Regions from separate parts of the Homo sapiens genome. Here regions 2, 3, 4, 5, 6 and 7 are each linked to region 1. Evidence: chromatin contacts called from ENCODE Hi-C or POLR2A ChIA-PET data. All regions are on one chromosome and are shown on one strand. Each heading gives the region's core, a stretch centred on a gene start or an enhancer-like site at or near the end of the contact. The rest is flanking DNA. Distances are from core to core; before and after follow the strand shown.

Evidence for each region. A loop is a pair of places that touch in the nucleus more often than their neighbours do. ChIA-PET counts read pairs that join two places held with the same protein, here RNA polymerase II (POLR2A). Pooled maps may share reads with other maps.
Region 2: a loop to region 1 is called in a map of B cell, with 23 times the contacts of the local background. The contact joins the promoter of DNAJC13 here to the promoter of OSBPL11 in region 1. A Hi-C loop is called at or near these places in 3 of 168 maps with a recorded cell type or tissue (B cell and naive thymus-derived CD4-positive, alpha-beta T cell) and 9 of 50 pooled maps.
Region 3: a map of B cell shows a loop between it and region 1 (16-fold over the local background). The contact joins the promoter of TMEM39A here to the promoter of OSBPL11 in region 1. A Hi-C loop is called at or near these places in 1 of 168 maps with a recorded cell type or tissue (B cell) and 5 of 50 pooled maps. POLR2A ChIA-PET finds 5 or more read pairs at or near these places in 1 of 52 experiments (B cell).
Region 4: a map of CD4-positive, alpha-beta T cell shows a loop between it and region 1 (21-fold over the local background). The contact joins the promoter of TIMMDC1 here to the promoter of OSBPL11 in region 1. A Hi-C loop is called at or near these places in 2 of 168 maps with a recorded cell type or tissue (CD4-positive, alpha-beta T cell and CD8-positive, alpha-beta T cell) and 4 of 50 pooled maps.
Region 5: a pooled map shows a loop between it and region 1 (28-fold over the local background). The contact joins the promoter of GSK3B here to the promoter of OSBPL11 in region 1. A Hi-C loop is called at or near these places in 1 of 37 single-sample maps with no recorded cell type and 7 of 50 pooled maps. POLR2A ChIA-PET finds 5 or more read pairs at or near these places in 4 of 52 experiments (B cell, CD8-positive, alpha-beta T cell, T-cell and 1 more).
Region 6: a map of CD8-positive, alpha-beta T cell shows a loop between it and region 1 (7-fold over the local background). The contact joins the promoter of ATP2C1 here to the promoter of OSBPL11 in region 1. A Hi-C loop is called at or near these places in 2 of 168 maps with a recorded cell type or tissue (CD8-positive, alpha-beta T cell and naive thymus-derived CD4-positive, alpha-beta T cell) and 6 of 50 pooled maps. POLR2A ChIA-PET finds 5 or more read pairs at or near these places in 1 of 52 experiments (activated B cell).
Region 7: a pooled map shows a loop between it and region 1 (22-fold over the local background). The contact joins the promoter of LRRC58 here to the promoter of OSBPL11 in region 1. A Hi-C loop is called at or near these places in 4 of 50 pooled maps. POLR2A ChIA-PET finds 5 or more read pairs at or near these places in 3 of 52 experiments (GM12878, activated B cell and naive thymus-derived CD4-positive, alpha-beta T cell).

Annotation. Positions count from the first base shown.
Region 1 is chr3:125,593,988-125,596,939 of GRCh38, forward strand. It overlaps OSBPL11 (oxysterol binding protein like 11), which reads right to left and starts at 1,510. Exons shown (of 13, transcript NM_022776.5): 1 at 650-1,510. The coding sequence starts at 813. RefSeq lists enhancers at 38-97, 1,058-1,117 and a silencer at 1,218-1,627.
Region 2 is chr3:132,416,075-132,419,026 of GRCh38, forward strand. DNAJC13 (DnaJ heat shock protein family (Hsp40) member C13) reads left to right here and starts at 1,428. Exons shown (of 56, transcript NM_015268.4): 1 at 1,428-1,686. RefSeq lists silencers at 1,118-1,217, 1,498-1,637 and enhancers at 1,668-1,817, 1,757-2,292.
Region 3 is chr3:119,462,142-119,465,093 of GRCh38, forward strand. It overlaps TMEM39A (transmembrane protein 39A), which reads right to left and starts at 1,474. Exons shown (of 9, transcript NM_018266.3): 1 at 1,195-1,474; 2 at 1-7. RefSeq lists enhancers at 1,145-1,634, 1,665-1,724.
Region 4 is chr3:119,497,090-119,500,041 of GRCh38, forward strand. It overlaps TIMMDC1 (translocase of inner mitochondrial membrane domain containing 1), which reads left to right and starts at 1,458. Exons shown (of 7, transcript NM_016589.4): 1 at 1,458-1,838. The coding sequence starts at 1,645. RefSeq lists an enhancer at 1,198-1,247.
Region 5 is chr3:120,092,955-120,095,906 of GRCh38, forward strand. It overlaps GSK3B (glycogen synthase kinase 3 beta), which reads right to left and starts at 1,493. Exons shown (of 11, transcript NM_001146156.2): 1 at 393-1,493. The coding sequence starts at 480. GSK3B-DT (GSK3B divergent transcript) reads left to right here and starts at 2,150. Exons shown (of 3, transcript NR_186629.1): 1 at 2,150-2,824. RefSeq lists enhancers at 1,672-2,081, 1,708-2,002, 2,282-2,601.
Region 6 is chr3:130,892,584-130,895,535 of GRCh38, forward strand. It overlaps ATP2C1 (ATPase secretory pathway Ca2+ transporting 1), which reads left to right and starts at 1,501. Exons shown (of 28, transcript NM_001378687.1): 1 at 1,501-1,754; 2 at 2,007-2,192. The coding sequence starts at 2,187. It overlaps LOC107986023 (a long non-coding RNA gene), which reads right to left and starts at 1,338. Exons shown (of 3, transcript XR_001740492.2): 1 at 273-1,338. RefSeq lists an enhancer at 1,056-1,275 and a silencer at 1,366-1,755.
Region 7 is chr3:120,347,962-120,350,913 of GRCh38, forward strand. LRRC58 (leucine rich repeat containing 58) reads right to left here and starts at 1,393. Exons shown (of 4, transcript NM_001099678.2): 1 at 783-1,393. The coding sequence starts at 1,282. It also overlaps the pseudogene BTNL12P. RefSeq lists an enhancer at 659-708 and a silencer at 1,059-1,388.

The DNA of each region.
Region 1 (2,952 bases), core at 260-2,759:
TTAAGTTGTTCATTCATATTAGTGAAAATTAACAAATATAGACTTTCTCATCAACACAGAGAGCATTGAAGTGGCCTGAGCAACGCAAACTGAACATCTCCAGGCTCAGGTTTAGTTTATCAGAGGCATTAGGATCTCTACCTTTGTCCTTGCATTCCAATTACTTATGTACATTCCCCTTTCCAAGTCACAAATACCTTCAGGGCAAGAATCTTTTCTGATTCTGGAGAAGCTCTGGACAAGTAAGTTTTGAGCACCAGTATTTGCTACCCTCTCGAGAAAGCTGAGTTAAACAGTTCCTGCCCTCGCAGTCTATCAGAGAAAGCTGGCTTGTAAATAAATTGCAACATAGGCAAAAGCAGAAGTGAGTACAGAATTAAATCTGAGGAAGCATTAACTCTCTGACTGTAGAGGAAGTTCAGGGATACATTTCTGTGTTCCTCAAAAGGCCTTCCATAAATACCTGTTGAATGAACAAATGAATGGATTAAATCTTTTAGGCGAGGTCCCAGATCCAAACGAGATGTATCAGTAGCTTCTGGAAGCCAGTGAAAAAACTTTTATCTTTCAACAATTGCGGGATGCAGCCTCCAGGGCATATTCACCCCTACCTCCACCTCGGGAAATAATTTTGGAGAAAGGAGCATACCTGTACTGCCAGCCTTTTGCACTGCCACCGCGGCTGCTGCTGCTGCTACTGATTCCACCTCCACAGCTGCTGTTCTTGTTCGGGGTCACCGCTGTGGCCTGGCCCTCCAGCTTTCCTTCGCTCTCCGAGACTTTCATTGTGGACACTGGTTCACCCCCCTGCATCTTAACGCCAAAGTCCACTTGCCCTTCTTGAGCGGGAGAGAACAATTCTGTAGTTCTGTAGGTGACTTTTTTTTTTTAAGATTTGATCTGAATATGATACCGGTTGCTAAATCACACGGCGGCTGGGGCGGGACTGTCAAATGGTCCAGAAAAGGAAGATACACATTCCCACAGAAGTTAAACTTTTGAGAGGGCAGGGGAAGCAACGAGGACAGATATCCTTCACATGTATCTCTCTCCTTTCCGGCAAAAGCAAGGAGGAAAAAGCATCCGGCGAGAAGACTTAAGTGACATACTCAAAAGAGAAGGAGTGTGGGGAGGTCGCAGATTCTGTAGCCAAGACGGCTGGGAAAAGGACGGAGCGCCACGGACAGGGGACCCGCGGCCTAACCTCGGGGCTGACCCGCCGCGCTCCCTCGTCTCCTCCGCAGGTCCTCAGGCAGTGCGTCCAGTCAAGCCCGCTCGGCAGTTCCCGCCGCAGCCCCCGAGATACAGCCAGGGCCGGCGCGCGCAGCCGGGGAGGAGGGTCGGGGAATGAGGCCGCCGGGGGCGGGACGCCGGCTCCCGGGGCCGCCTCTCCCAGGGCCAGAGGCGAGCCACTCGGGACAACTTCCTCTTATGCCCCTGGCCCGGGCCCTCGACTGGGTTCCCAGGAGCCGGTGAGTCTCTCGCGCTATCTCCAGACCCAAGCGCGAATGCCAGGGCCGCGGCCGCCGCCCCACCCACAGCCCCACAGCCCCACAGCCCCACAGCGGGTCAGCCACCCCCCGCCCCCTGCTCCCTTCCCGCCTTCCCTTCCGGAGTAGCGTGAGCTCACTTCCCTCACAGCCGAAGCGTCTGGCGCCATCTTGGGTCAGGGCGGCGGGTCCCTGAAGGAGGCGGAGGCTCTGGGAGCTGGTAGCTGGGCGACTGGCTGATGGGCGAGGGAGGGCGAGGGAGGGCGCCGCAACGGAACGAGGAACCCGGACAGTGAAGGAGGAAGAAACAAAGGAGCCAGCAGCACTAGAGAGTTCCCTTCTGGTGTGTGAGTGCCCGCCTTCCTTTTTTTTTTTTTTTTTTTTGAGACGGAGTCTCGCTCTGTCGCCCAGGCTGGAGTGCAGTGGCGCGATCTCGGCTCACTGCAAGCTCCGCCTCCCGGATTCACGCCATTCTCCTGCCTCAGCCTCCCAAGTAGCTGGGACTACAGGCACCCGCCACTACGCCCGGCTAGTTTTTTGTATTTTTAGTAGAGACGGGGTTTCACCGTTTTAGCCGGGATGGTCTCGATCTCCTGACCTCGTGATCCGCCCGCCTCGGCCTCCCAAAGTGCTGGGATTACAGGCGTGAGCCACCGCGCCCGGCCGAGTGCCCGCCTTCCTAACCACGTCCTAGCCTTCCATTTGAGGGGCCGTTCCAGGCATTTTAGGAAGAAAGCTTACAAAAATAAGAAAGTACAAGAACGAAGCAAACATCTGTACGTTTTAGTTACTTGGGGTGGGGGGGGGGCAAGCATGACATTGGAGTAAAGCCAATCATTATTATAAATTAAAAAGAAGCTGTCATGGAAATTAGAGATCTCAGAACAGAGCTAGGTACTCTTCCAGACCCCAGACAAATCTTTCACCTTGTTTAGGCCTTGGTTTTGGATTTGTAAAACAAGAGTGCATGGGTAGATTTCTAAAGTCTCTCCTAATTGCTAATTTTAGTTTATAATAACATGACTTGAGGCTGGGCACAGTGGCTCACGCCTGTAATCCCAGCACTTTGGGAGGCCGAGGTGGGCGGATCACTTGAGGTCAGGAGTTCGAGACCAGCCTGGCCAACATGGTGAAACCCATTCTCAACTAAAAATACAAAAATTAACCGGGCATGGTGGTGCGTGCCCGTAATCCCAGCTACTTAAGAGGCTGAGACAGAAGAATCACTTGAGCCTGGGAGGCGGACGTTGCAGTGAGCCTGAGGAAGGAGAGAGACCCTCTCATATTGTTTTATACTCAGTACCTGTTTTAAGAAAAAAAGAAACAGCAAGGAAGTAAAACCAAAGACAGGCAGCCCAGCGCCAGGCCGGAAACCAGGCCTGGGCCTGCCTGGCCTAAACTCAGTAGTTAAAAATCAACTCATAACTTAGAAACCGATGTTATTCATGGATTCCAGACATTG
Region 2 (2,952 bases), core at 178-2,677, 6.8 Mb after region 1:
TCCTGTTTCTTTTTCCTCCTCCTCCCTTCCTACTCTATTTCGGGTTCTGTCTTCCCACACCCAGCTATTCCTAGTACCTTCCCTTACATGCACCTTATCTTACTGCTGCATTACAGAAAAGTCTAAGGATAAACACAAATAGTCTTTTTCCGCCCTAAGGTAGGGCAAAGGGTTAATAGAATCAAGAGGTAAAGTCTGTAAAAACCATTTTTCCACATTTTTTCATCCTGCAATCGCTGTCTATAAAATGAGCCAACTTGCTGAAGGGGACGCCAAGAAATCACAATTTCAGGACTGCCATGAAGAATGAGTATTCAACTCCTTATCAGAGACCTTTAACCCTTATACAATAATGTATCCATGCAGGTCACCCTACACTGCCTCTACTCTGAAGTCTGCAGCAGAATCACTATTTTTTTTTTAATCACTAATTTTTAAACTGTGGTCTTTACGGCTCAGATCTGGGAGTGGACATTGACCTTTCTTATTTAAACCATTGCCCACAGATAACACATAATTTCTAGCCGAATCCTTTAGTCCCAATATCCCCTCTTTTCACTGCCCTGACTTCCCTCTCAGGTGAGGTTCAGGAAGATGGTTATCTAGAGGGCACAGGTTCTGGGTTCAAATTACTTGGGTGCAAACATGAAATCCACTACTCTGAGGCTGGGCCTCAACTTATCTGCAAAACGAGGATGATTCGTATCTCAGAGAGTTGAAGATTAAGCAGCTTTAAGTAAACTTCTAAACACTTGATCCGGACACAATAAATGGGGCTACCAGAACTATCTTTCCAGCATTCCCACCTGCAAATGCCTTAGGCGTCTCTGAGAATTTGGTCTCTGAGACCTTCCAGAGCATCCATAACTTAAACCCTGCTCTGCTGTCGTTCAGGACGTCTCAATAGTAAATGAACCTGCTGGCTCCCAATCCAGCCAAACCAGGAGATAGGCTGAGGCTTCAGACTGCCTCGCAGATGCTCCATGGCACTTGACGGCAAGAGCTAAAAAGAGGTGATTTAAAACAAGATTTCCTCGGACTTAAAGCTTAAGTACCGGGTTGCGACCCTACTCTCCGCAGGACATAAGCGGAGGGGCGCGGCCCTAAGGCACACGCCGGAGGGGCGTGGTCATGGGCACCCGCCGGAGGGGCGTGGTCATGGGCACCCGCGCGCGCCCAGGGGCGTGTCCTTTTCAGCACCCACCGAGGCGCCAGCCCCCTGACGCGCTGCGTGGAATCCAAATCCCACGGCCGGTGTCGTTACTCTGCGCATGTGTAGCTGCTGGGGGCTGGCCGGAGGAAAGCAGAATTTCAGGGAAAGAACGATCGGGACGGGGAGGACGGGGAGGGCGGGGCAGAAGACGGAAGAGTTGAAATCAGCTGACTGGGTCTCGTGACAGCCTGGGCGGTGGCGACGCAGGCGTATTAGAGCGCGCTCGCTCAAAGCCTGAGCGAAGATGGCGGCCTCCAGAGTGAAACTCTGAGAGGCAGAGGGAGGAGGCGGAGGGGGCGGGGAGGCAGCGCCGCGGCGGCACCAGGAACCCGCGGCAGCGGAGCTGCAGGGCCCCGGCGGGGGAAAGGGGAAGTGGTGAGGGTGAGGAGGCCGGAGGGCGCCTCATCCCACTCTGGAAGCTGAGCCGGCGGCGGGAGGAGCTAGGGCTGGAGCCTCTCCAGCCTCCCGCGAAGGTAAAGCCGACTCCGGGCACTGGGCTCTGGGGCTCTGCCTTACTCCCTTCCCACGCCGTGGGGACTTTGTGGGGCTCAGGGCAGGGAAAACGGGGTGGTCTTGGCTGCTGCAGCCTGCAGCTGCTAAGGAAGCAGATTACCCTTCCCCCAGGCTGCTGGTCTGGTTCCTTTCGTTGGACGCCCCCCCGGCTTTGAGTGACATTAGCTCAGGGCGCTGCCCTGTCCAGCCCCACCCCTTTTTTTTGCTTGTTTTATACCTAGTACGCTCCTCCACTCGCCTTAACATATCCTTACCCCACAGGCTCTTCATTCCCTTGTGGGTTCCGCCCTCGGGATTCCCTTCCAGTCTCCTAGTCTGAGCACCCTTCCTGCTGGATGCCGGCAACTCTTGTTTCCTTGGGTCAGCGACCCTCCTTCCGAACAAGTCCTGCAGACTGACTTTCTTTGCTTTGTTTCGTTTTGTTAGGAAATGAGCATCCGCGTCGTCTGTTCTCCAGTACTTTTTCTAAAATCATTTTCTCCCCTAAGGCTTTTCCTTCCTGCAAGGCAGCTTATTCACGTGGCCTTTCCTCCGCTGCTGTGATTTTATCTTTGAATGTGGCCTTTGGAGTGGGTAAAGTAGGACTTAGACGCTCAGTGAAGTGGCTGTTAATCACTTGATACTTAACTATGTTTAAGAGTGCCTTCCCTTAAATTTTCTCCTTTTGTAGCGTGTTCCGTTAACCACGTTTGTCTTAAGATTGTTTCCTGTGTCCGTTGCTTAGAGGGGGGAAAAAAGTAAAGATTTCACCCTAATGTGGCGGTGGTCTCCCAAAGTAATTATTTCTCATTTTCCCTCTGCTTTTCCCTTTTACGTTATTCTGATTTCCCTCAAAAAGGAGGTTCTGTACCTGATGCTGTTGCGTCCTCTATGAAGGGCTTTATAGTGTACAGTTATGTTGAGCCTTTTGTAATACAGTGTCTTGGGGAAAAAAGTAGAAGTTCAGAACCTGCCCCCAGTAATTCTTTCTTACTATATTTTCTTTCTCAGTTTATGGACTTGATAGGTTTCTAGGTTTGAAACTACTGCCTGCAGGGAAAATTACAGTGATAAGGTTTTATAATATATTACCAGTACTTTGAGTTTATGGGAGTATGAAACAGAATTTGCCTTAAAAAAATAAATTTATAGAAACCACTTGTCAGAAATTCGGTATCCAGAACACAGTTCTTTGATTTTTGGAAAGTACTTTATTGGCTTATCTATCATATAACGTAAAACCTTGT
Region 3 (2,952 bases), core at 224-2,723, 6.1 Mb before region 1:
TTCAACTCTGAACGACAACAAAAACATTTAAACATCAGTAGACTATTTTTAAAGTAGGCAACAAAACAACGACAAACACTGAGTAAGCAGGCCTTACAAAATAAGATTTTCAAACGAATGTTCCCAGTGTCTACTACTTACGTTATTCGAATTAAAGGACTACTCAGACTCTAATGGGTCAAAAGCCTAAGTTCTGATCTAAGCTCTGTTCAGCTTTAGGCAAGTGATGATTTGTGTCTTTTGTCAACTGATTTGTATCATCTGTAAGATATTATAATCAAATAGAAGTTTACAAGAAACATCACACCTTATACATTTCCAGCTCAATGTTTCACACTTAAACTACTTGAAATATAGAAGAATTGGCACTTTATAAAACATTAGGTTTTGTTATCAAGGGATATGGCTTGTGAGCTCAGATGGTCACATATTATCTGACCTTATCCGGATAAGTTAACTTCTGAGTGTGTTCTTCTGAGTGTGTTTCTTCAAGGGGGGGGGGCGGGGGGGGGGAGTGTCCCCTGTTCTGCAGAGGTTGTCAGGACTGAGGAAGTGGAATGAAAGGGTACCAGTAGTTCTTTTAACAGTTTAAAAGTAAAACTGTTCGAGTGGTATCTCTATATGTTAGGGTTAAAATATTGAAAGAAACTCTTCAAGGGGATGCCCGCTCCAGAAAAGCTGGTGTAAAATCATACAGAAATTACTGAAACTGCAAGATTAAGAAGCAAGTAAAAGATAAAGATCCTCACTGGAAAAAAAAAAAAAAGCTCTTTTCATCATTCTACGGCAAAAATCATGATTCTGTCAACATGGATACCAATGTTTCCTAAACAATACAACTAAAACCCAAGGATGACACTGGAAAAAACCCGTGTTTTCAAATGCTCCCTATTCCTAACAGCCTTCGGCTGTAAACTAACCCCAAGTCAAACAAAGCATTCAAACCGCTGGATGCAGGGGCTGCTGGTCCTTGCTCCATTAACAAGCAAAGGGAAAGAAAAGTGCAGGGAAAAAACTGGGACGGAAGAGGTGAGAGTATGCGGTGTGGTGGACTGCAGGAGACCACAAACTTCAACAGACTGGTCCCTAAGAGAAGTCGGCAGAAAGGTAGACAAAGCAGTCTCCGCCGCACACCCAAGAGGGCCGAGGCAGGTCCAGGACAGCCGGACCTTGGGGCAGCTCAGTAATACTCACGCATGGAAGAGTCCCAGCCGGTGGGGCGGGGTCCCTAGAAAGCGGCGACAACTTTACAGACTGGACCCCAGGTAAGGGAACTCCCTCCCAGCGTTGGAACGCTGCAAACCAGCTGCTTGGACGCAGGCAGCCCCCGCCTAGAGAATCAAGAAAAGGTGTCCAGGCTTCGGGCTGCCAGACTCAGACCCAGACTCCGACGCAGTTCCAGTGCCAGAGCTAAAGCTAGAGCCAGAGCCTGATACTTCAGCACCCATCCCTAGCCTCCATTACCGCGGAGCTGAGCAGACGTGGCAGCGCACGGCGATGACGTCAGCTACGCGACCGCGGTCTGCCCCAGCCGCGAGTGCGTCCCCGGAATCAGCCGGCACGACAACCCCTACCATTTGCACCTGCGCAGTGGGGCGCGCCTTCTCCTCTTAACTCGCGGTCCCGCCCCTTCCGGCCAGTGTTGGCCAAAGCATTTCCTCTTTCGGCCTCAGTCAGCTAGCGGCTGCTAGGTGCGGGCACCATGCTACTGATCCTTCTTGCTGTCTCTTGGACTCCATGTAGTAACCATGTACAAGTTATCACCGCCATTTTACAGATGAGTGTAGATTAGGAGGTGTCACCTAGGGTCACGTTACTGCTAAGTGAGGGAGCCCAAGTCATGAAGTCATGCGTCAGCATCCAACCCTGCGCTTATTGTTTGCTAAGAACTAGACAGATGCTGTGGTTACAAAGCGAATACCACAAAAGCTCAGAGTCTAGTGGAAGAGAGGCGACACTAAGAAAATACAGTAATTACCATTTGTTACAATATTAAAAGTGTGTCCAAGGTCCAGAGATAGCATGTAACACTAACGAATTCTGTGGGATGGTGGTGATGTCAATACCAAGAAAAGCTTTGCAGAGAGCTTGGGGTTTCAGCCAAGACTCCACAAAGGCATAGGGGCTTTGTGGGAGAATGGCAGTCCTCCTGGAGAAGTGGCAGATAAAAAGGTAAAGATCTGTGAGCAACGTCATCTTGAGTTCAGGAATTGACAATAGTTTGGTATTAGAAGAAGATAAGAGTGTCAAAAGGAGCATTTGTGTAATCTTTCACTCCAGAGATTTTAATCTCCTTAATAGAAAGTTGTTTGTATTGATTGAATGATTAACCTTTATTAAGAATTTTGTTGTGTCAGGCACTGGATTAGTAGCTTTACACATTTCATTTAAATCTCACATTTTGATAGCTTCTACTATGGTTATTATTTTACAGAAGAAACTGAAGTTAAGAGAAGTTAAGTAGCTTGTTGAAAATAGCCTGCCTGGCCAGGCAGGGTGGCTCATGACTGTAATTCCAACACTGGGAGGCCAAGGCAGGAGGATCACTTGAGCCCAAGAGTTTGAGACCACCCTGAGCAATATAGTGGAACCTTGTCTCTATGAAAAAAGTAAAAAAATAAATCGGGCATGGTGGCTCACACCTGTAGTCCCAGCTACTTGGGAGGCTGAGGTGGGAGGATCACTTGAGCCCTGGAGGTCAAGTTTGCAGTGAGCCGAGATTGTGCCACTGCACTCCAGCCTGGGCAACAGAGAGAGACCCTGTCTCAAAAATAATAATAATAATAATAGAAAAAAAAGAAAATAGCCTGGCTAATAAGAGCCAGAACCAGAATTTAGAGCCAGAATGACTGATATCGAAACCAGTAAAGTTGCTAATATTCCCAAATATTCCTAATGTCCTAATGTACCACAGAGCTGTCACTTAGGAATACACACAAGTCTCCAACTTAG
Region 4 (2,952 bases), core at 208-2,707, 6.1 Mb before region 1:
ACCCCAGAATAATTCTGGGGTCATCTTATGCATTTAGCTTTTTCTACATATAGGTTAGAAACAGACTGTACAGCCATTTTCTTGGGCTTTCAGGCCTTGGTAACTTATCTTGGTGCCCACTTCTACCTAACATGGGATAAGCAGTAATCCAGAGCCAGAAGTCAGGAGATCTGAATTATTCAACAAATATTTACTGAGCACCTACTGCGGTTCTAGGTCCTGGAGATACAGAGATGAATATATTTGGTCTGTGATCTCAAGGATAGTTTATTGAGACAGATTAATAGGAAATTATGATGCAGTGTTGTAAGTGCTACGATGAGTGCTGAATCAAATCTCATATCCCAGAGTAGTCTTCATGGCGCTGTCACTAATTGAGCTGGTCACTCTAGTCAGTCACTTCTCAGGGACTTATGTGTAGCATTTCCAGCTATCAAATTCCTAAGTCCACTTACTGTATTCTACTACAGTGTGGCAGTTTTGATTGACAACTAGAAAGGAATCAAGGAGGTGAAGGGATTGGCAAAATGAATAAGGGAGTATGCTTGTTAACAAGGATTGAATGAAATTACACGAATATTGAGAATATTTTAAATGCATTCATTTTAATGAAAACTGTACTTCGAAGCATATGTTAGCAGAGGTTGTAGTGACGGCAAATTATACAAACACTTGATAGAAATTCCAGAAATTCTCCTGCCTTTTGAGAAGCAGTAGGCATATGAACTAAAGGGAGTGAAATCCACCTTAGGAAGACCTGCCAAAAAGCTGATTCTTCAAAAAAGTGTTCTCGAAATCTTAGTGTAACTGGCACCAACACCCATCCCCAATGCCTCGTTTTTTTTCCAGCAGAACTGACAAGGTACAAACGGACCCCGCCCAGCCTGGAAGGCTTCTCTAATGTTGGCAGAGTAGGTTGGACTTGTTTTTGCACAAATCGCCTTTCCCTCTTTCCCTACTCCACTTGCACTGAATATTGCACTTTCTTCCTTACTGAAGCGGGATTCCTGCCTTTTTTTTTTTTTTTTGAGACAGATTTTCGCTCTTGTTGCCCAGGCTGCAGTGCAGTGGTGTGATCTCGGCTCACTGCAACCTCCGCCTCCCGGGTTCAAGCGATTCTCCTACCTCAGCCTCCCGAGTAGCTAGGATTACAGGCGCCCGCCACCATGCCCGGCTAATTCCTGGCATTTTAAATACGATAAATTACTTCAACCTATGACCACCTCAAGCTGAATATAAGTAGCCGCAGACACCGTTTGCATGACCCAGGAACCACAAACACGGAGCGAAGGCCTGCCGGGACCACGCTGAGCTTCACTACTGGCAGCCAACTCACTTCCGGGGGTGCACTCAGCACAGCAGTGGCCCAACCCGCCCTCAACCGGAAGTCTTTTGGGCTCCGGCTTCGCCGTCGCCCCGCCCCCTGGCCTTTGCCCCGGTCGGGCGGGACTTCCTGTGTCGTATTTCCAAGGACTCCAAAGCGAGGCCGGGGACTGAAGGTGTGGGTGTCGAGCCCTCTGGCAGAGGGTTAACCTGGGTCAAATGCACGGATTCTCACCTCGTACAGTTACGCTCTCCCGCGGCACGTCCGCGAGGACTTGAAGTCCTGAGCGCTCAAGTTTGTCCGTAGGTCGAGAGAAGGCCATGGAGGTGCCGCCACCGGCACCGCGGAGCTTTCTCTGTAGAGCATTGTGCCTATTTCCCCGAGTCTTTGCTGCCGAAGCTGTGACTGCCGATTCGGAAGTCCTTGAGGAGCGTCAGAAGCGGCTTCCCTACGTCCCAGAGCCCTATTACCCGGAATCTGGATGGGACCGCCTCCGGGAGCTGTTTGGCAAAGAGTAAAAGTGCCTAGGGTGTGAAGTGGGGTAGGGGGCCGCGAAAGCGGTGTCCTGCAGCGTGGGCAGCCTGGGTCAGCCTTAGGACACCAAGGATGGTGTGCTTCATTTTTAGATTATATTTGAGGTTCTGATATTTGTAACCCAAGCTTGTATCTTTTTTCTTTCTTTTTTTTTTTTTTTTTTCCAGACAGGGTCTTGCTCTGTCGCCCAGGCTGGAGTGCTGTGGTGCTATCTCGGCTCACTGCAACCTCTGCCTCTGGGACTCAAGTGATCCTCCCACCTCAGCCTCCCGATTAATTGGGACTACAGGCGCGCACCACCACGCCCGGCTAATTTTTTTTTAATGTATTTTTTATAGACAGGGTTCTTACCATGTTGCCTAGGCTGGTCTTGAACTCTTGGACTTAGGCGATCCGCCTACCTCGGCCTCCCAAAGTGCTGGGATTACAGGCGTGAGCCACCGCGCCAGCCCAAACTCGTATTTTTCTTTCTTTTTTTTTTTTTTTTCGAGACTGAGTCGCGCTCTATCGCCCAGGCTGGAGTGCAGTGGTGCGATCTTGGCTCACTGCACTCTTCACTTCCCAGGTTCAAGCGGTTCTCCTGCCTCAGCCTCCAGAGTAGCTGGGATTACAGTTGCCCACTACCATGCCCAGCTAATTTTTGTATTTTTAGTAGAGACAGGATTTCACCATTCGCCAGGCTGGTCTGGAACTCCTGACCTCACGTGATCTGCCTGTTTCCGCCTCCCAAAGTGCTGGGATTACAGGCCTGAGCCACCGCGGCTGGACTGCGCCCGGCCTAGAAGGGCAATTATTTTATAGTAACTTAATACTTAAGACAGCTATTTGTTAGAGCAGTCTCAGGATGACATCTTGGAAGCTTCATTAGCAGTTCTAGCTTCTTATGCATTTGAGAGTAACAAATCGAATTAAATAGTAGTTTTTCCTTGTTATTTTAGATTGGCATGTGCCACCCACTGCATAGTGAACTTTCCCAGTGCGTTTTTAAAAAAACATTTATTTGTTTATTTTTAGAGCCAGGATCTTTGCTATGTTGCTATGCTGGATTTGAACTCGGGCTCAAGTCCTACCTCAGCCTCCTAAGTTAGCTGTGA
Region 5 (2,952 bases), core at 243-2,742, 5.5 Mb before region 1:
TGCAAATGTGCATAATGGTTTAGTAATCAAATCTTGTCCTTCTCTTTATTCTAAAGGATGGGCAAGTAAACACTGTCATCACTACTTTAACGTGGAAACACTCGAGCACTTGATGAAACTGACTACCAACAGCAAGAAAAGTACAAGAAAGCAGTTTGAAATCGAATCATCCAAATAAATATCATATTATCTCAATTCAAGGTTAATGAGACCGGGGGAGGGGGTATGGGAGGAGTAAAAAGGGAGCTGCTTCATCCTTGACTGAAGATAGGTTTTGCCCTTTTCCATTGCCTGTTTATCAGGAGGTCTAATAATTTCAGATCCTGGTATTTCGAGGTTTCTTATTTTAAGGGCGAGGTGGAAAAGGGGTGTAAAATAAAACCAATACTCACTGCTAACTTTCATGCTGCCAAAAGCTGAAGGCTGCTGCACCGGCTTGCAGCTCTCCGCAAAGGAGGTGGTTCTGGGCCGCCCTGACATGATCACTCTCTTCGCGAATCACCTTTTCCTTCCTTCCTCCTTTTCTTCCTTTTGTCTTTATGTTGGGGTGTTAGGTTAACGATAAATGCAGCATTAAGTTCTCCCACAGAAGAAAAAGAAAAAGACTTCGTCCTCTTGGCTTTTCACTCCTTTTGTATACTATAAAAAACAAAACAAGCGATATATTTCTCCTTCAAGACAGATCGGCACGGATATTTAACATATAGATGATTTAGGACTTGGGAAAAAATACAATTCTTTCCCCTCCCTTTCCTGGGAGGAGAGAAAAGAGAGGGCAAATCCTAAAAAAATATGTATCACGTGAAACGGGGGCAAATACTTGATTGAAAATGAGTACTTCGAATATTATATTTTCCTCGGGGATTTTTTTTCCGAGTCAATGAAGAAGGGAAGCGGCGGAAGGATCACGAGTCTCACGCTTGAAGAGAAAGGGGGATGGGTAGGAGGGAGGGAGAGGGAGGGAGGGGGTGGCTCGGAGATGCGACGGGAAACGCTGCAGCTCCGGCAAGCCGCGGGATCCGGCGGGCTGACGGCAGGGGCCCGGCGAACTAGAGGGCGGCGGAGTCGCGAGTCAGTCAGAGGCGGGCGGTGGCGGTGGCGGCGGCTCCTCTCCTCATTGCGCCAGGAGCAGCTGCAGGCGGCGGCTGGATCCAGCGGCCATGGCGGTGGCGGAGGCAGCTCCCTTCAGACCCCAGGCAGCGGCTCCTCGACTGTTCCCCATTCGCCGGGGACATGGGAACCCGGCAACCGCTTCCGTCCCTCGGGGCCCCCTCCCCCGTCCGCGGCAACAGCTCGGCCGCCCTCCCGCCCCTCGGCTCTGCTCGGTGCCCGCTCAGGAAGTGTCCGCGCTTTGCCCCAGCCCAGAGCCCTGTCAGCGGCTGCGGGGCCGGCTCCTCCTCGCTTCCTTCCTTCCTTTGTCACTTGGCCCGGGCGGCGGCGGCGGCGGCGGCGGCACAAGCCCGCATTCGCCCGGGTCAGGAGCTGCTCTGTGTGAGGAGCGCTGTCTGCGCAGCCGCCTTGCACTTCCCCACTCCTCCTCCCCCCTCCTACTCGTCCTCCACCTCCTTCCTCCCCCACCCAGCCTTACACCGCCCAGCGCCCCGCCGCCCGCGTAACAGGCGTCTGGGAATCGCCGGCCGAGCCCCACGCTCGCCCGCTTCGGCTGGGAGCCGAAGCCCGAACGGAGCCAATCACGGACGTCGTTTGTTTGCGGCTCCTCCCGGAAAAAGCCGATCAGCCTGAGAAACCAATTAGAAAGTGACGCTGGGAAGCCACGCCCAAAGAGCGGAAAATGCCGAAGGTAGCCGAACGGAAAGGGTGAATTCGCCTTGTTCGGTGGCTGGCTGGAGGAGACATTCGACAATGGCAACAGTGGCCAATCAGAGTCGCCGGCCCTTACGAAGAGGCTTGAAGAGTTGAGGACGGTGAAACCCAGAGACGCTGGTGAAACTGCACGGCTGGGCGCCGCCGCCGCTTTGTGATTGGCTGGAAAACTCCGCTGGGAGCGTACCTCCTTCGGTGATTGGTGAAGAGAAGGGGGCTTCCGAGGACAGTCTGGCCAGTCAGGACTTCCCCTCCCTCTCCAAGGTGGGGAGAAGAAAGCGAAGGGAGGGCGTCTATAAAGCGCTGTCTCATTGGCCTGAAGCTTAGGCGCTGGAGTTGGGGCAAAAGGGAGAGGGAGGGAGCCCGAAACTCGCGGCGGCGGCCAATCGGCTCTCACTGCCGTCCAATCGCAAGACCTAGCTGCAGTGTGATTGGCCTTCGGCCCCGGTCCCAGGAGCGGGGAGATGCCTGACTCGGGTCGTGGCTGACGACCCGACGGTTCGCCTGCGGCCGCCTCCAACAACGGTGGAAACCGCACACAGGGACCGCGGGCCCTCGGTGCAGCAAATCGGAAAGTGCTGCGGTCGGCGGCCCTGGGCTCTGAGCGCTCAAGCGAGCAGAGGGGTGGAGGGGCTCTCCCCACCCACAGGAGGCTCTCGGCGGGGCGCAGCCAATTCTGCGCGCCCAAGGCTCCCCTCTGCCGTGGATCGCGTGTGCCGAGTGTTGGCCTCTTCCCCGAAAGGGCCAGACGGACCAAGGGGGCCTTCCCAGCCGGCTGCAAGCTCTCAGACGCTAAAATGGGAACAAAGCTTCCAGAAAGGCAGCGCCTTTGGGCGGCCGCGCCCCGCCCAGCCGCGGGGGCCATTGATACAGAGGCTTGCTGCGCTTGGTGTGCGCGGCCCGGCCGGGCCTCTGGAAACGCCCATGAGAAATGAGCTCATGCTGGATGCGCGCGCTCCTTGGGCGCAACTGCCCAGCGCAAAACGGGCCCCGAAAGCAGGTGAGGGGAAATGCCGTCAGGCCGGATATCCTGAAGCCTCCGAGGAAATGGGGGGGTCAGAGGAGCCCGTGGTAGCTTTGGATCTTTTGGAACTAGGGTGATCTATAAAAGTGCAGCTTGAGAAGATT
Region 6 (2,952 bases), core at 251-2,750, 5.3 Mb after region 1:
AGTCTAGTACCACTTACTTGGGAACAAATATAGAAGCACAGGCAACCCCGTCCGTTAATTTGGCTCCGTCATTGTGCAGACAAAAATCACTGACCATGCATGCCAGAGGTGGATCATAGTTAACTCGTTAAGACTAGAAATCTACTTGATAGTGATTTTTATGGGTTCATCTTTAAAAGTGACCTCGCTGAATAAAAGTTCAATATTTCTTAAAAGAAAGGTAAATCTAGAAAGCTGTCCAGAATTTTCAATCCTAGTCTAGTACCACTTACTTGGGAACAAATATAGAAACACAGGCAACCCCGTCCGTTAATTCTGATGTTGAACGTGTGGTTAGAGAGCACACTGCGATATGTTACAGGACCTGAGATAAAAAGCAAATTTGTAAAGTGTCTAAGTGTTGATGGAGAAAAACACATCTAGCATATACGGAAATTTTCTTTTGAGTTCTCTGTAGGATGATCACCAACTCAGTAGGTGAAGCCCTGCCCTCTAGTGGTTATGGGTGTGAGAGGACTTCTGTTCAACATTATATGTCTGGCTCACCACGGTTTATTAAAACCAATCGTTCATTAAAAAGCACTTATTAGGGGTCTGGGTAAGATGCCGAGCAAGTGAAATGTTTACGTGTGAAAAGGCATTGACACTGGACAAAGGTACAGCTGCTAAAAGAAGTGCTCGTTCATTGGCTTCGACAGCTGTACGACTGGTTTCTAATTGCTGTTCCAGCCTCTCCCCAGTTCCATATACCACAAACGAATGAAAAAGATTAGCTCTCCCTGGAGCTCTCTGAGGCTGAACCTTGCTCTCTCATTACACATGGTAACTAAGCACACCCCTTAAAGAATTTTGGGAAGTCGCCCCGCGATTACCGGCTCCCCCAAGAACCAAGCAGTCAGTGCAGGGTTTTGCAAGTGAGAGTGCGAGACTCGGGAGGCTGCTCACGGTGCTCCAGTCCCTGGCAGGAGCATGGACACCTCGCCCCTTCCTTCCGTGGGCCTCAACGTTGCCTGCTGAGATTGTGACTGCCACCCCGACGGGAGCAGCTTCCCCTACAGACTTTGTAGAGAGCGCTTAAACGCCTCGGGGACAGCGGCCATGACTCTCAGCTTGGGCCGACCCCGCGGCCGCCCCACGGGAATGCGTGGCCGACACGGGGCGTGGGCGAATCTCCGACCCTCGCGTTCAGGGGGTGCATATAAACGGGCGGACACCGTCCCTGGGGTAAGGGAGGCGCCAGCAAGAACAAGGCGGGCCACCAACCCCGAGCGACCTCCTACCGGACGGATCCAAACCCAAACATTGTCCATTCCGGGCCGAAGTCTCGGCCTTCACTTCACTTCCGCCTTCCCAGCCCGTGAACACGAATGCGCCTGCGCGCACCTCTCTCAGCGGAAGTAATAGTGACAAAGCTGGGTTCGCGGCTGGCCCAGGAGTGCGGGGCGCGACTGGGCGGCCGGCGGCGGGGAGGGGCGGAGCGCAGGAGTCGGAGGCGGGAGCAGACCAGCACGGCCTCGCGGAGCCGGCCCGGCGGACCGTGACGGGTCCCCTCACCTCCTCTTCTCTCCCCTCCCCGCCCGCCCTCTCTCCCTCCCTTCCTCCCTCCCGCTCGCTTCTTCTCACGCCGGGAGCAGGCTCCCGCCTCGCACCGCTGCCCCGCGAGCAGCTCCTCTTCTCCCGAGGCGCGCGGGGCGCCCCCGCGAGCCCCGCGGCTGAGACCCCGCAGCCTGGAGGAGGGCTGTCCGGGGCTTTGGGTGGGTACCAGTATTACCTCCTGCCCCCATTTCTAGAAACTTCCAGGTTCTGAAGGAAGGGGAGGTTCGGGTATCCCCTGGATGGGGGGGCATCTCTAGGGCGCCGCCCCGCTGGCGTGAGCTGGGGACGTTGCGGGCACACGACGGGGCGGGTGCGGGATCTTGGGGAGGGGGGCTCCCGAGATAGTGGCTGGGCGGGGAACTCCTTCCTCAGCCTCTCGTCAGCGCCGCTTCTCCTGGTTTCTCTTGCAGATGCTGCTGCTAGGGGTGGTGGGAGCAGCCGTGGGACGCGTGGCCGGGAGCGGGGGTGACAGCCTGGGATTCCGGGGGCTTCTCTTCCTTGTCCTCCTCCTCTCCTCTCTATTCCCAGTGTGGCCGTGGCTGACACTAAAGACTTTGTAGCCATCAACCCGAGTGCAGTTTCGATGGAAAATGAAGGTAAAGGCCCCTGGCCGACCGGTTGCAACGCGGAGTTGAGGGTGTGGTGGTTTGCTTTTAAGTTGTCTTTGTTTTTCCACCTTTTTATTTTCGTGAGCTTATTTATTTACTGTGTATGTGAAGTGTCCAAGGATTTGCTTACTTAGGGTATCCAGCTTTTATTTTGGTAACATGGGGCATTTGAGAGATTGAGGTTCTGTGGGTGACTGAGCTTGATTCAGCTTTCTTGAGGAATTCCTGCTCTCTTCAGCTTAGGGAATGAGAGGGAAGTTTTCATTTCAGATAGCGTCTGTGCATGTTTAAATAGCTATTTGAAAGGAATTACTCGAGGGGAAGTGGAAATGGGGGACAAGGGGATGGGGCTGCATCTCTGTATATTGGCGTTTCAAGCCTCGATGTGGTGTGTGGCAGGATTCATTTATAAGAAAGCAAGCCATGTTTTATTATGTCTAGCATTGGGGAAAAAACTCATTATTTTTCAATTCACAAAAAAAACCCAGTGAATTTAATGAAATGTTATGAGATGAGTGCTTTTCTTAAAGTTCCACCCTATTTCAAAACATCATTTAGGAGGCTGACAGCGGAACCTGTTTGTTCACTGTACACTTTGGACACATTAGATCGTCATTCACATGTTACATGATCCCTTTGGCCTCGTTAAAATATTTAATGCTTTTCCTACACAGCACTGATTATTTTTAAAATTGTTGAACAACTGTGAATAAGTGATTTTTTTTCCCCCTCCTGAAACAACACTTAT
Region 7 (2,952 bases), core at 143-2,642, 5.2 Mb before region 1:
CATATCCAATAAGGTAAATGCAAAGGCAAGATGAATGAAGCACAGAGAAAGTACAGCATAGGCTGTACTTTTTTGTGCAGGGAGTAGTAACGAAAAAAATTGTTGTGCAGGGAGTAGTAAAAAAGGAATCACAGAGATGATTAACTTGAGATAGCTTTTGAAGGATGATAGGCGTTTGCCAGGTGAAGGAAACATTCCAAGCAAGGGAAACAGCACGTGTACAGAGGCACTGCATCCATTCAACACATACTGAGTGCCTACCAGCAACTCCAAGCTGCTTTCTCTACGTGGGAAAATGCATAGGTCACTGAACTCCACAAATGGTAGTTGGTACTGCCACAGAGAAGAGGAAGCTGCAAATGTAGTGGAAAGCAAGGGTTAGATCAGAGCACCTTGTACGCCACGCTCAAAGGCACGTACTTTGATCTATAGAGATGGAAATCCACGGAAGACTTTTGAGCAAAGAAGTGACAACCTCTGATTTACATCTGTTTTGAGTTTCCACTCAGTTTGGATCACGCCCCAGATTCAATAAGGAAGACAGAAAAAATGCCTCGAGAATCTGCATAGGCCAAACACAACACACCAAACAGTCACACATGCGAACATACTAGGTATTTACAACAACTTGCTGAGATGGTTGGGCAGAACTCACTACCGCACAGTTAAAGAGAAAGCTTGGAAATAGTTACGTGACAAACGTTGAGGTGCCCAGGCCCGGCGCCCCAGGGTTCCCGGACACCGCCCGAGGCCTCCCCACCCTCCGGCACACACCCGCTCACCTCTGCAAGTTCTCGATCTCAGCCGGGATGCTCTGCAGTTGGTTGCCGCCCAGGCTCAGGGTCTGCAGCGCGCGCAGCTCTAAGAGCGAGGCAGGCACCTCCTGGAAACAGTTGCCGCTGAGGTTGAGCACCTGGAGGCTGCGGCAGAGCGGCGACTGGGCCAGGCCCTTGGGCAGCGCACTGGGCCCGCCGAGCCGGTTGTTCTTGGCCAGCAGCGTGCGCAGGCCGCGCAGAGCGAGCAGCTCCGGCCCGAGCGCGGTCAACGCGTTGCCGCTCACGTCCAGCAGCTGGAGGTGCGGGAAGCCGCTGCCCAGCGCCCGTGGCAGCGACACCAGACGGTTGTGAGGCAGCAGCAGCCGCAGCAGCGCCTCCCGCGCCCCGCGCCGCTCCTCCCCCCGCGCCTCCAGCTCAGACTCCAGCGTCTCGGTGGACACGCTGAGGCGGGACCAGTTCAGTTCGGCCTCCCCGGCCGTGACCACCGCTGCTCCGGCCTCCTCCATCCTGGCCACCGCACGGCGCGTGGCGCCGGATTCCCCAGAGCGCCGCGCGCGGTCCAGAGGCCGGGAGCTCTGCGGCGCCCCGGAACCTGAACCGAGGGCTGAGTCGGAAGTGGCGCGGGCGGGCGCAAACCCTGCGCGCCTTGGCCGAGTCACGCGACGCGAGTCCTGGGGTGCGCGCGCCGCTCCGGGGCGGGCTCTGCCTCACGAGGCGCGGGGCGCGGAGTGGCAAGAGCGCAGCATGGGCTGCGCAGAACTGAGGCAGACACCCAGAGGCTGCCAAATTGTCATCTGAGCCGGACCGGGTTTCGGCGGCCGCGCTTTATAGTCGCTGGAGCCTGGTGACCTATTCCAGGGCTACAAGACTGCCTCGGCAAACAGCCCAAGGATGTTCGGTTATCTCGCCTTGAGGGTTCGCGCGTCACGTGCCCCCCCCGTCCCCCGCTTGTTTTTCAGTTTAAAAGTGGGGCCCGTGTCTGCAGGACTCTGTGAGCACACAGTAATTTAGTGGTGATTTAGCTCCATGACAGAAAACCGCAGGAATTTAAAGTCCGAGGATTAACAAAGCCGACCTCGAAATGTGAACGCAGCTGGACTAGACCTCAGAACCCCCGGACCCTTACTGGAGGTTCCGCTGTTAAATAGCCTAGGGCAGGGATTTGATTTCAGTTGCCCCATGCATAAAATATGGGTAACACCCGCACTACTTGCCCCACAGAATTATTTTTTTCTTTTTTAAGGCAGAAATGTGTATCAAGTAAGGACGTTTTGCCCGTTTTAATTGTAGAAGCACATACGTGGCTTTTGGTGTAAGTTGTGTCTAGGAGTGAATTTGGGAGATATGGAGGCGGTTGCATGATTTGAGATAGCTCAAATTAATGAGTTAGTTTAAAAACTCAAAGCATAGAGTTTGTACTGCAGGTCAAAACTACAGTTTGGGAAAATCCTGATCTGGTACTAATTTAGTAATTCTAATTAACGTATTTTTCATCCTTGTCCCAAACTCAATCTTTTCTGAAATTACATTTTATGATTTTGAAAAGTAATGAATAGAAATGAGAAAAAATGCTTAGCTTTTTTTTTTTTTAACAAAGCTTATACATAAGAAAGTTAAGTGGTCGTGTATAATCAACGACATTAAATTGCTTTCCTCCTTAAAAAAGGAAAGTCGTTTTTTTCTTGCCAGTCATTTATTTGTATGAGAAACTATGCCTTTACTCTGCAGTCAAACTTTAATTTCTGATTGAGTGGTAGTCCTAGAAGGACGTACTTTGTATGTTTAAGCTAATGGTGGAATGCTTTTTAAAACTGATGAGTCATCTGTTTTGAAAGAGTCCTTTTAAGAACAGACCTTATTTTGGGTCAAGCCAGCATTCTAACAGTAGTCCTAATATCTGAAAATAACAAATATTTAAAATAATAGTTGTTTTTGCTTTAAAATATTTATCTTGGATTTTAAAAAGTGATAGGAACGTAATGTAAAATGAGAAAAAGAAAGGATTCAAACATAATTCAGAAATAAGAGTTGGCCAGGTGCCATGGCTCATGCCTGTAATCCCAGTGCTTTGGCCCAGGCCAGCAGATCGCTGAGGTCAGGAGTTCCAGACCAGCCTGGCCAACATGGGGAAACCCCGTCTCTACAAAAAATACAAAAATTAGCCGGGCCTAGTGGC